Linked DNA regions of Homo sapiens: region 2 is linked to region 1. A link is a contact called in ENCODE Hi-C or POLR2A ChIA-PET data. All regions are on one chromosome and are shown on one strand. Each heading gives the region's core, a stretch centred on a gene start or an enhancer-like site at or near the end of the contact. The rest is flanking DNA. Distances are from core to core; before and after follow the strand shown.

The links. Hi-C counts contacts between places; a loop is a spot of excess contacts on that map. ChIA-PET counts read pairs that join two places held with the same protein, here RNA polymerase II (POLR2A).
Region 2: a loop to region 1 is called in a map of tibial artery, with 19 times the contacts of the local background. The contact joins two enhancer-like sites. A Hi-C loop is called at or near these places in 4 of 168 maps with a recorded cell type or tissue (aorta, chondrocyte, endothelial cell of hepatic sinusoid and 1 more). POLR2A ChIA-PET finds 5 or more read pairs at or near these places in 2 of 52 experiments (A549 and Panc1).

The regions. Positions count from the first base shown.
Region 1 is chr18:10,047,655-10,052,972 of GRCh38, forward strand. No RefSeq gene overlaps it. Among named protein-coding and RNA genes, the nearest start is that of VAPA, 140 kb to the left of the region's middle. RefSeq lists a silencer at 4,598-4,892. Within about 2 kb of position 2,227, at least 3 of the 41 ENCODE cell types and tissues checked have a DNase peak (open chromatin) inside an H3K27ac peak, as active enhancers do.
Region 2 is chr18:10,091,210-10,096,527 of GRCh38, forward strand. It overlaps LOC105371984 (a long non-coding RNA gene), which reads left to right. Exons shown (of 3, transcript XR_935137.3): 2 at 1,704-1,981; 3 at 2,651-2,685. Among named protein-coding and RNA genes, the nearest start is that of VAPA, 180 kb to the left of the region's middle. Within about 2 kb of position 3,147, at least 2 of the 41 ENCODE cell types and tissues checked have a DNase peak (open chromatin) inside an H3K27ac peak, as active enhancers do.

The DNA of each region.
Region 1 (5,318 bases), core at 977-3,476:
CCAGCCGTCGGCATGCAGAGCTGTTCCCATCTGTACCAACGAAGCCCAAAGCTTCCGAACGTATTCCATATCCACGCTGCAGCGCCTGTCTGCAGCGCCTGTGAATGCCAAAAGGCACTTCGGGCACGACTTTTGTAAAAAGGAGTATTTTCCAAGTTCAAGTTGAATAGATATTTTGGAAAATACATTCTGTAGGGTTCTTCTGGGGGTCATTTTGAGAAAATCTCACATACCCTTTTCTGTGGTCCCTTTTATTTAGTAACACATGCACGCACAGACACACGCATGTGCACAATGATGGCGGGCTGATGTGGCAAGTGTGCCTGACGCTTTCTGTTGGGTGGTCTTGAGTGTTGATACTAGAGTTTATGCAGCAGCTGGGTAATTAATTGTTGGAGAAATTGCCAAGGATATTTTCAAACAGAAGCCTTCCCCCACCGGCCAGTTACTGAATCGGGTGTGAAGGACTGAAAGACAGCCTCCTCCTCTGGCTGAGATGAAGCCTGACCCTCGACTCCTTGAGGACTCAGAGTCCCCCAGCCCTGTCCTTGTGTTCTCAGGACAAGAATATGCGAGATGCTATGTAATGGTGTGGAGACTTTAGAGACACAAACTAGATGCAGGTATTCAAATTAAAGGCATGAAATTGACTACAGAAGCCAGCTCTATTTAAGTTCACATAACTAACTAGGGGTTTTCAAACCTTAGGGTGTGTGAAGTCACTGTGAAGCTTGTTAAAATGGAGATTCCTGACTCCTACTCCCAGAGGGGTTCTGATTCAGTTGACCCGAGCTTCAGAAGTTTTAATTTTTAATAAGTAGCTCAGGTTCACACCAGAATTCCACCTGTCTGGCCAACTGGGCATGTCAGAAGAGGCACAACAGGTATACACAGGGGTGAACTTCCTGAGCTTTGGGCTTCCTAAATCAGACACATTACAACTTTATTTTAAGGAAAAAATGGAAAAATAACTTGAAAGGACCAAATGGAGAAATGGGTTGAAATTGTGGTTCATGAACATAATAAAGTATTGTGTGGCCAATAAAAATAACACAGGTACACTCATAATATGGAAACAAGAAAAAACATGCTCTCATGGTGATTACAGTGATGTGGGCAGATTATGGGGAGGTAATAACAGAAATAACCTGATTGTTCTCAATAGTATTTAATTTCCTCTACTCAATTATTTTGTAAAAGTCTTCAGTACAAGCTCAGTATGAAAATATTGTGTGTTTTGCATTTTGCATTAATACTGGGCTCTGTAACAAGTAGAAAGAAGATGTAATTCCTATCTACAAGAAGCCAATGGCTATAAGATGAGCAAAATGTCAAGAAATCTAGAGGTGGTGTAGAAAAATTGCAGACTTTTTGGCCAGAAGATTTGTGTTTAAGTTTCAACCTTAGTACCAAAGTGGACAACCACTGGCAAATATTTTAACCTCTCTTAGAGCCAGTTTTCACACCTTTCAAGTGAGAATAACAATAACTACTACCTTAGGAGTTGTGATAATGGTACATGAGGCTAATAAAAATAAACATACCTTATAAGCTATAAAATGCTATTAAATATAAATGTGTTTTCCGCAAAGCAAAACAGTGAAATGTCAACTTAAGAAAACTTTCCCCTTTAAGGTTTTTTCACTTATGAGATTAGAAACCCATCTTTGGCTTGATTAATAGTGAGTTCTTGCAATCAAGCATCTCTGAGACTTGTGTGTGTCAGACAGCAGAGAGGATACGATGGCATCCCAGGGTCAATCAAGCACAACGTGCACTGTGGTCCTGGCATGCACTATCAACTGAAGCTGTGTCCACCAACAAGCCCATGCTTGTCTTTGTCTGTAGAGGGTGATGGAAAAGCCCATTGGGGAGGGATGGACACAGTCACCTGGAGTGTCCATTCACTTTCCTCCTCCCCAATGCCCTGCACACAGATTGTGCATCCAGCTCTGGCTGTGGACCTGTGGTGTCGTGATGACCTGGGACAGAGAGCAGGAGGACGTTCCCTTTGGTGCCTCTCATTCCCTATGTGCTGGTTAGCACATCATTAGGCCTGATGGAAGGCTCTGCCAGGCCCTCCCCCACCGAGGGCCCCATCAACAGGTGAGTGGGGTCCATTTTGCTGGAAAGACTCTGGAAGGCTGGAGAAGAGACTGAGTGCTCTCTCTCTCTCCTATGGGAAGGCAGTGAGCTAGTGCCCTCTTGGGAATGCAGTGGGAGAACTCACCAGATGCTTCCAGCAAAGCCGGGAAGTGCTAGTGAATTACACGATGATTTCCACACTGTTTATCAAAGATCTTCTGCTCCAATATAAAGCTCCCAAATATGGTATTTCATGATGTGGCTGAGATGTGGCCAAGTGTCCAAGACACATAAATATTTATGAAATAAGCAAGCAAATGCACTTGGAAATGCATTTCTGCCTCAGTATTAATGCGGTGGTCATTGGCATTGATTCTCAAAGTGAGGCCATTTTATGGATCATTCCCAGCAGGGACTAAGAAAACATATCAATGTCCAGAACTTTTAAGATCCAGGAAGCACAGGGGGAGAGTAATATTTTCCAAGGGAAGGTAACATTTTTACACCCAGAGAGTCAGGAACCCCATTCAGTGCTGAGCACAGGAGAATTCAGAGGCATTAGCTTCTGTGAGACTTGGGTTCGAGTCCTAGCTTTGGTCCTCTCTGTGACTATGTGCAAAAACTCCACCTCTCTGAACTTCAGTTGCTTTGTCTATAAACGCTGTCCATGTCTCATGGGGTTATTGTGACGATTAGATGAGATAATATGTATAAAGTGTCTGGCCAATATCATGCACTCCTTAAATATTAGTTTTCCTTTTCCTTGAATTATTGTATTTGTTTTGAAAACCTTGGGTTCTACCAAATCTCACATTCCTTCCCCAGGACGTTCCTCTCAGTCCTGGTGTGTATATGCAGTGAAAGTGAATCCACATGGTCTTCACTTGTGTCTACTAAAAACATCAAAATGTTATTCCAGAAGATTTGTTTGATGTTCAAAATACTAAAGCGGCAGCACTGAGTGGCATGCTCTGAAGATGCCTGTCTCGCTGGATTTTAAAGTGGCACCAGTCAATGCCTTTAGCATCCCTCCACTTACAGTGGTCCTAGAGATAACATGGGCTTATAAAATAGCAAAGCCTGGCACATGATTGCACTTTTTGCTGTAAAATGCTTTCACAAATATTTTCCCATTTAATCACAAAACAGCTCTGTGTGTGTGTGTGATCAATGCAATTGTTGTCCAGCCTTACAGATGGGTTTAAGTAGAATCTCAGAGGTTTCACGCCACTTGTCTAAAGGCAAAAAGCTGATAATTGGCAATAGTAGGTTTCAGATCATATTTTCAAAGGTAGAGCATCCCACAGCCACCTGGAGCCTAGAAATTAGAGGCTGTTCAACATGATTCATCTCTCCCTTTGCCTTACTTTTTCTTGGTTTCCTATGGGAATTTCCACAGGGGTTTTAGCATTTAGAAAGATCTCGTGGATTCATTGCTCAATGAGCAAAGTCACTGAGGGCCGGGCTCAGTGAAAATTTTGCAGGCTGAATAATTAAAAAAAAATCTGGGAAGGATCACAAAATTGAGGGCCAAATGGGACCTTCAGAGGTGCTCTCATTCCTGGAGGCATTCAGGATTTCATTCCACAATTTTGATTGCAGTCCTGCTGTGTGCCGGGCTCTGTGCAGAATCATGACAGCCAGTGTCAACCATGGTGGATGTAGTCCTAGTTGTCAGGACTTTAGGGCCAGTCTTCAGCCAGCCCTCTAAGTTCACAGGTGAAGGAAGAGACCTGAAGAAGGGAAATTACCTTGCTCCAGGCCACGTGGCTGGTTAGAGGCAGATTCACACTCGTCCAACTCCGGCTAAGCTTCACCCCACTCCCACCAAGGCCACTGAATTTAGAAGAGAAAAGACACCCAACGCAACTCTTTCCTCTATGTAGCAGTGGGAAAAGTACAAACGCCCATCTTCCTGGAGAGCTGTCCCAAAGCTTTGGATTTTTCCTCTGATCGCTATGACATGGTTCATAGTGTCCACTTGATGGGTACTCGTGGAAGGAAAATCAGACGTGTTTCCATGGTCCTCACCTGGTGGCTAGGTCTGGGTCCCACTTGCTCTCAGCAAGTGGCCAATGCCACCCCTATGGTCCTATGGGGGCTGGGGAAGCCTCTCAGTGCGCACTCCCCGGCCACCTCTTCATACTTGGGAAGGTCCAGTGTGCCCTGAGCCCCATTGCTCCTGTCTCTGCTTGGGACCACTGCTTTCCAGGGGAGGAAGGCCAGCTCCAAGGAAAGTTCAGATTATTTTAGGTGGGGCCTCATAAACCCAGGAAACAGGAAAATAACCAAAAGAAAAAAAATCCCCCTGCACAGATGGGGGATTGGTCCTAAAACATCAGGCCCTGTTCTGTCTAAATCAAGACATCTGGTCACTTTTTTTCGGCAGGACAAAGACTCTTTTTTTTCCCAAGCCAGGATTTTATGTCTTTAATCTTTTCCAGAAGAAAAGAGTTCTCATTACGTCTGCATCTTATCACATCACTGTATATCATAAAGATGCCGTTATCGCCTCTTCCTTCTGATTAACTGGCCCTGAGTGATTCTAGCCAGTGTTATTAGCTGTGCTCTAAAAACAATGACACTAGTATCACCCAGCCATCAACAGAGGTCAGCTTCATAGGCACTGTTGAGTAATCCACAAGAATCTCTGCAAGCTTTTCATAATAAACAATGACGAGAACGGTTCTTTGTCCAAACCATGGCTAAGAGAGCCTTTCTGCGCAGATATGCTTTGGCACCTGCAACTGGAGTTTAAAAGCCTCCAGCAAGCTCAAGTCCAACATGTGGCCTCACTCGTTGGCTTGGTTTCCTGAGTCAGAACAGCAGAAGGGACTGGAGATGTAGCACCTGGTGTCTTAGGTGGCCAAGCAGCAAGCAGGTGTTATCCCTTTATAAATTAACCATCCTTTGGAAAGGAGCTTGACAGAGAAGAGAGGTTTTGTCTCCAAATTTTAAATGTGGAAATAGAAACAGACATATGGATATTAGAATAACGTGCAAGGGGCCAGGCACAGTGGCTCATGCCTGTAATCCCAGCGCTTTGGGATGCTGAGGTGGGAGGATTGCTTGAAGCCAGGAGTTCGAGACCAACCTGGGTAATAGCAAGACCCCATTTCTACAAAAAATAAAAATAAAAAAATTAACCAGGCATAGTGGTGTGCCCCTGTAGTCCCAGCTACTCAGGAGGCTGAGGTGGGAGCACATAAGTCCAGGAGCTTGAGGCTTCAGTG
Region 2 (5,318 bases), core at 1,897-4,396, 44 kb after region 1:
CAATGTAGAATAGATGCCCAAAGTAAAGATAATCCCAGAGTGGAGTATATTCAGGCTGAGCAATACCATGTAGAGCGGGGTCCCCACCCCCGGGGCCAGGAACTGGTACCACTCCGTGGCCTGTTAGGAACCAAGCCGCACAGCAGGAGGTGAGCAGCAGGAGAGCAAGCAAAGCTTCATCTGCATTCATAGCTGCTCCCCTCCCCGCCTCGAATTACCGCCTGAGCTCTGCCTCCTGTCAGATCAGTGGCAGCACTGGATTCTCATAGGAGCACGAACCCTATGGTGAACTGCGAATGCAAGGGTTCTAGGTTGCGCACTTTTTTTTGCTCTTTTTTTTGAGACAGTCTTGCTCTGTCACCCAGGCTGGAATGCAGTGGCACGATCTTGGCTTACTGCAACCTCCACCTCCTGGGTTCAAGTGATTCTCCTGCCTCAGCCTCCTGAGTAGCGGGGATTATGGGCACCTGCCACCACGCTCGGCTATTTTTTTTTATTATTGTTTTTAGTGAAGACGGGGTTTCACTATGTTAGCCAGGCTGGTTTCGAACTCTTGACCTCAAATGATCCATCTGCCTCGGCCTCCCAAAGTGTTAGGATTACAGGAATGAGCCACCGTGCCCAGCCTAGTTGCATACTTCTTATAAGAATCTAATGCCTGATGATCTGTCACTGTCTCCCATCATTCCCAGATGGGACCCTCTAGTTGCAGGAAAACAAGCTCAGGGCTCCCACTGGTTCTACATTATGGTGAGTTGTATAATTATTTCATTATATATTTCAATGTAATAATAATAGAAATAAAGTGCACAATAAATGTAATGTGCTTGAATCATCCCGAAACCATCCCCCTCGCCCCCTGGTCCGTGGAAAAATTGTCTTCCATGAAATCAGTCCCTTGTGCCAAAAAAGTTAAGGACCACTGGCTTATGGGACCTAACTCTGACTATGTGAATGCAATGTCCTGTGTTTTTTTAAAAGTAATTTGTATTTATTTTAGTTGAAAAATAAAGATTATATCTATTTATTGTGTATGACATTTTAAAATATGCATACATTGTGGGATGGCTAAATTGAGCTAATTAACATGTGCATTATCTCACATAATCTTTTTTGTGGTGAGAACACTTAAAATCTACTCTCAGCAATTTTTAAGAATACAATACCAAGTTATTAACTATAGTCACCATGTTATACAACAGATTGCTTGAACTCATTCCTCCTGTCTAACTGAAACTTTGTTTCATTTCGCCAACATCTCCCTCTCTTACTTCCTACTCAATGCCCTGTGTTTTTTTAAGGCAAGAAGTTTGGGTAGTGACTGTATATTCTGCAAAATCCCTGTGGACTAGACAGGTGAAGGCCAGTGTTGATTGGGAGCCTGAGATTAGGAGGGCAGAGACCTCCGTTCCCCTTGGATCCAGGTTGGATGGAAAGTATCAGATGTCAGGCAGATCACTGGTTTACAGCCAGCAAAATTACCTGGGGAGCTTTAGAAAGTACTGATGCTTGGATTCCATTCCAGCAAAACTAAATCAGCATCCCAGCAGGTGGGAGGGGGGCCCAAGCATCATGGGTCTTAAGAGAGCTGCCCAGTAAGGCTTGAGAAATACCCTTAGAGGGCTCAGGGGGATGGACAGTGTCTCCCCCGCCCCAAATTCATGTTCACCCAGAACCTGAGGACGTGGCCCTATTTGGAATAGGGTCCGTGAAGATGTGATGAAAGACAAGTTCATACTGGAGCAGAGTGGGCCCCAAGTCCAGGGACTGCTGTCCTTCTAAGAAGAGCAGAGGACACAGATGTGCACGGAGAAGAAGGCCGAGTGAGGATGGAGGGCGAAGGGTGGGAGCTACGGGGCCACAAGCCACAGGACAGCTGAGGCCACTGCAGGCTGAAGAGGTGAGGAAGGATCTCTCCCAAGCCTTCAACAGGAGCAGGGCCCTGCAGACACCTTGATTTCAACTTCCAGCCTCCAGAAAGGTGAGAGATGTCATTTCTGTGGTTTCAAGCCAGCCTGTTGTGGCATTTATTACAGCAGCCCTGGGAAACTGAAATGAGCAGTTTCCAATCCCTGACTATGGCCTTTCCCGAAGGGGCAAACAGATTTGTATCCAAAGACCCTCATCAAGGGCTCCCATTCTCACAGGAGGGGAGCAGAGTTCAGGCAACAGAGACTGAGATTCCCACAGTGAGGGGCACTCCAGGGGTGGTAAGGCTGCATGGATGTCTAATGAAAGATGTCCTAGTGGAAAGCGGAGACTTAGGGTCTAGTGGTGTGAGGAGTGTGACTACCGTTGGCCTCTCAGAGCAGACACAGGCACAGGCATAACTGCTCACGTGCAGTGAGGCTGACCCCGCAGAGTACGGCTCTGCACTGCGTAACAACATTTCAGTCAGTGATGGACTAAGTATACGACAGTGGTCCCATAAGATTATAATGGAGCTGAAAACCTTCTATCACCTGGTGATGTAGCCGTCATGACATCATAGCACAATGCATTGCTCACATGTTTCTGGTGATGCACTGCCAGTCATTCAAAAGTCGAGCACATGCAATTATGTACAGCACATAATGTTTGGTAATAATCATAAGCGGCTATGTTACAGGCTTGTGTATTTATTATATGACACTTTTAATCATTATTTTAGAGTGTACTCCTTCTACTTACCAAAAAAAAAAAAAAAAAAAAGGAACTGTAAAGCAGCCTCAGGCGGGTCCTTCAGGAGGTATCCAGAAGAAGGCATTGTGATCCCAGGAGATGACAGCTCCATGCATGTCACTGCCCTGAAGACCTTCCAGTGGGACAAGATGTGGAAGAGGAAGACAGTGATACTGATAATACTTCTAAAAATAGAAAAAAGCTTATAGAATAACAATGTACAGAAAGAAAATATTTTTTGTATAGCTATAAAATGTGTGTTTTAAGCTAAATGTAATGAGTCAAACAGTTAAAAATATTTAAAAGTTGATAAAGTAAAAAGTTACAGTAAGCTGTTTCATTTATTTTTGAAGAAAAAAATTTAAAAAATAAATGCAGTGTAGCCTAAGTCTCCAGTGTTTCTAAAGTCTATAGTAGTGTACAGTAATGTCCTAGCTTTCCCATTCACTCACCACTCACTCACTGACTCACCCAGGACTGCCAGCCCTGTAAACTCCTGTAAACAGATGGTCATATAGTTGCTCGTGGGGTCACCTTGTCCTTGCTCTGCCTGACTCTGTGCCCAGCTCATCTTCCTGGCTGCTGGCTCAGCTGGCCTCCCATGGTCTCCTCCTTGCTCTGTTTTTTGCTGACCCCCTTGGTGAATGGATGTTCCTGGATTCCTAGAAGCTCTGGCAAGTTCTGACTTGTAAGTTCCCTATATAAGTGTATCATAATTTTGTCTTTTATACCACATTTTTATTGTATCTTTCCTATATTTAGATCTGTTTAGATACACAAATACTCATGATTGTGTTATAAGTGTCCATAGTATTCAAGACAGTAACATGCTGCCCAGGTTTGTAGCCTAGGAGCAATGCCATACCATATAGCTTAGGGTGTTGTAGGCTGTACCATCTAGATTTGTGTAAGGGCACTCTGTTTGCACAATGATGAAATCACCTAAAGACGCATTTCTCAGAATGTATCCCTGTTGTTAAGCAATGCATGACTGTATATACTGTAAATTTCCCTCTTACCCTTCTCCAAAGGCATGTGGCAGCTATTTGTCAGGTAACTGTGCATTGAGGAAAGGGGAAGTGATGAGACTTTGAGGGTTTATTGGACTCAAAAGGCTACTATGATACATTAGCCAGAGTAGGAAATTTTTGGGGTCTGGAGTCATGGAGTTTTGACTCAGGTCTATTTCATCTTGTGCCGAGTGTGTCTCTGAACCCATCCTATGCTTACATCCCTGGTTTTGGAATATGTAACTGGAATAGACATAACAACTGTCAGACTCCCCTCATTGTTTCCCTGACCCATGGAATGACCCAAGGTCTACTATAATGGGAAGGACCAAGTGGAAGATTCTAGAGCTTCCTCTACCTCTTCAAATATTAATCCAAAAGCATTATACCCTTCCTGGAAGGACTGCAGAGATTAGTGCCACTCTTAAGAACTTGAAAGTCAGCGTTAGAGAATCCTACCATATTTCCATTTACCTTGTCTATTTGGCCTGTGCAGAAGGTAGATGGATTTTTAGGAACAAACGTGGATTACTGTAAACTTAATCTGGTGGTGAATCCAATTGCAGATGTGTATTGTTTGCACATCACCTCCAGCTGGTTTGCAGCTCTCAAGCTTGCAGATTTTCCCCACTCTTCACCTGTTGGTAAAGATCACCAGAAGCAGTTTGTCTTCAGTTGGCAGGGCTAGCAATACACCTTCACTGAACTAACTCAGGGTTATAGCAGCTCTCTGGTCCTCTGTCATAATCTAATTCACAGGGATCTTGACTGCCTCTCCATTCCATGGGACATCGTGCTGGTCCGCTCCATTGAAGATAATTGATGATATCATGCTGATTGGACCTGGTGAGCAGGAAGTGAGTTGAGGGGAAACTGACCTAGACACTTTGAAAAGACATATGTGTAACAGAGGGTAGAAATAAGTCCCACAAAAATTCAGGGGCCTTCCATCTCAGTGAAAAGGTATAGGAGTCTCATGTTCCAAGGCATTTTAAAAATCCCTTCCAAGGTGAAAGGTGAGTTTCTGTATCTAGAATCTTCTCTAGAAAGAAATGCAAAATCTAATGGGCCTTTTTTGGATCTTAAAGACAATATATACCTCATTTGGTCATGTCACTCTGAGCCATTTGTTGAAGCACCCAGAAAGGCTGCCAGTTTTGAGTGGGTCTCCTAACAAAAGAAGGCTCCGCAAGAGACGTCTCTGCAAGTTGCTCCACCACTTTGGCCATGTGACACAACAGATTCGATGACACTTGATGCGTCCCTGACTGGTTGCTATACTGTGACATTGGCAGGCTCCTATCAATGAAGCATACAGCAAGTCTTTAGGAGAAGCATAGCTCTACCATTCTCTGCAAATAACTATTTTTTCTTTTGATAAATAGCTTCTGACTTGTTACAGGGCCGTAGAAAAGACTGAACACTTGACCATAGGCCACCACATGATCCAAACTGTCCAGCAAGAATCAGGTGTTTTCTGACCAACCAACCTGTAAAATCAGGTGTGCACAGCAGCACTGCATCCTCAGGGGGAGGTAATATATTCAATGTTGGCCTTGAGCAGATCCTGAAAGCACATGTAAGTTACCCAAACAAGTGGCTCAGAGTCTCCCGGCCCCTAGTTCCGCTCAGTTGCCTTCTCTCTCT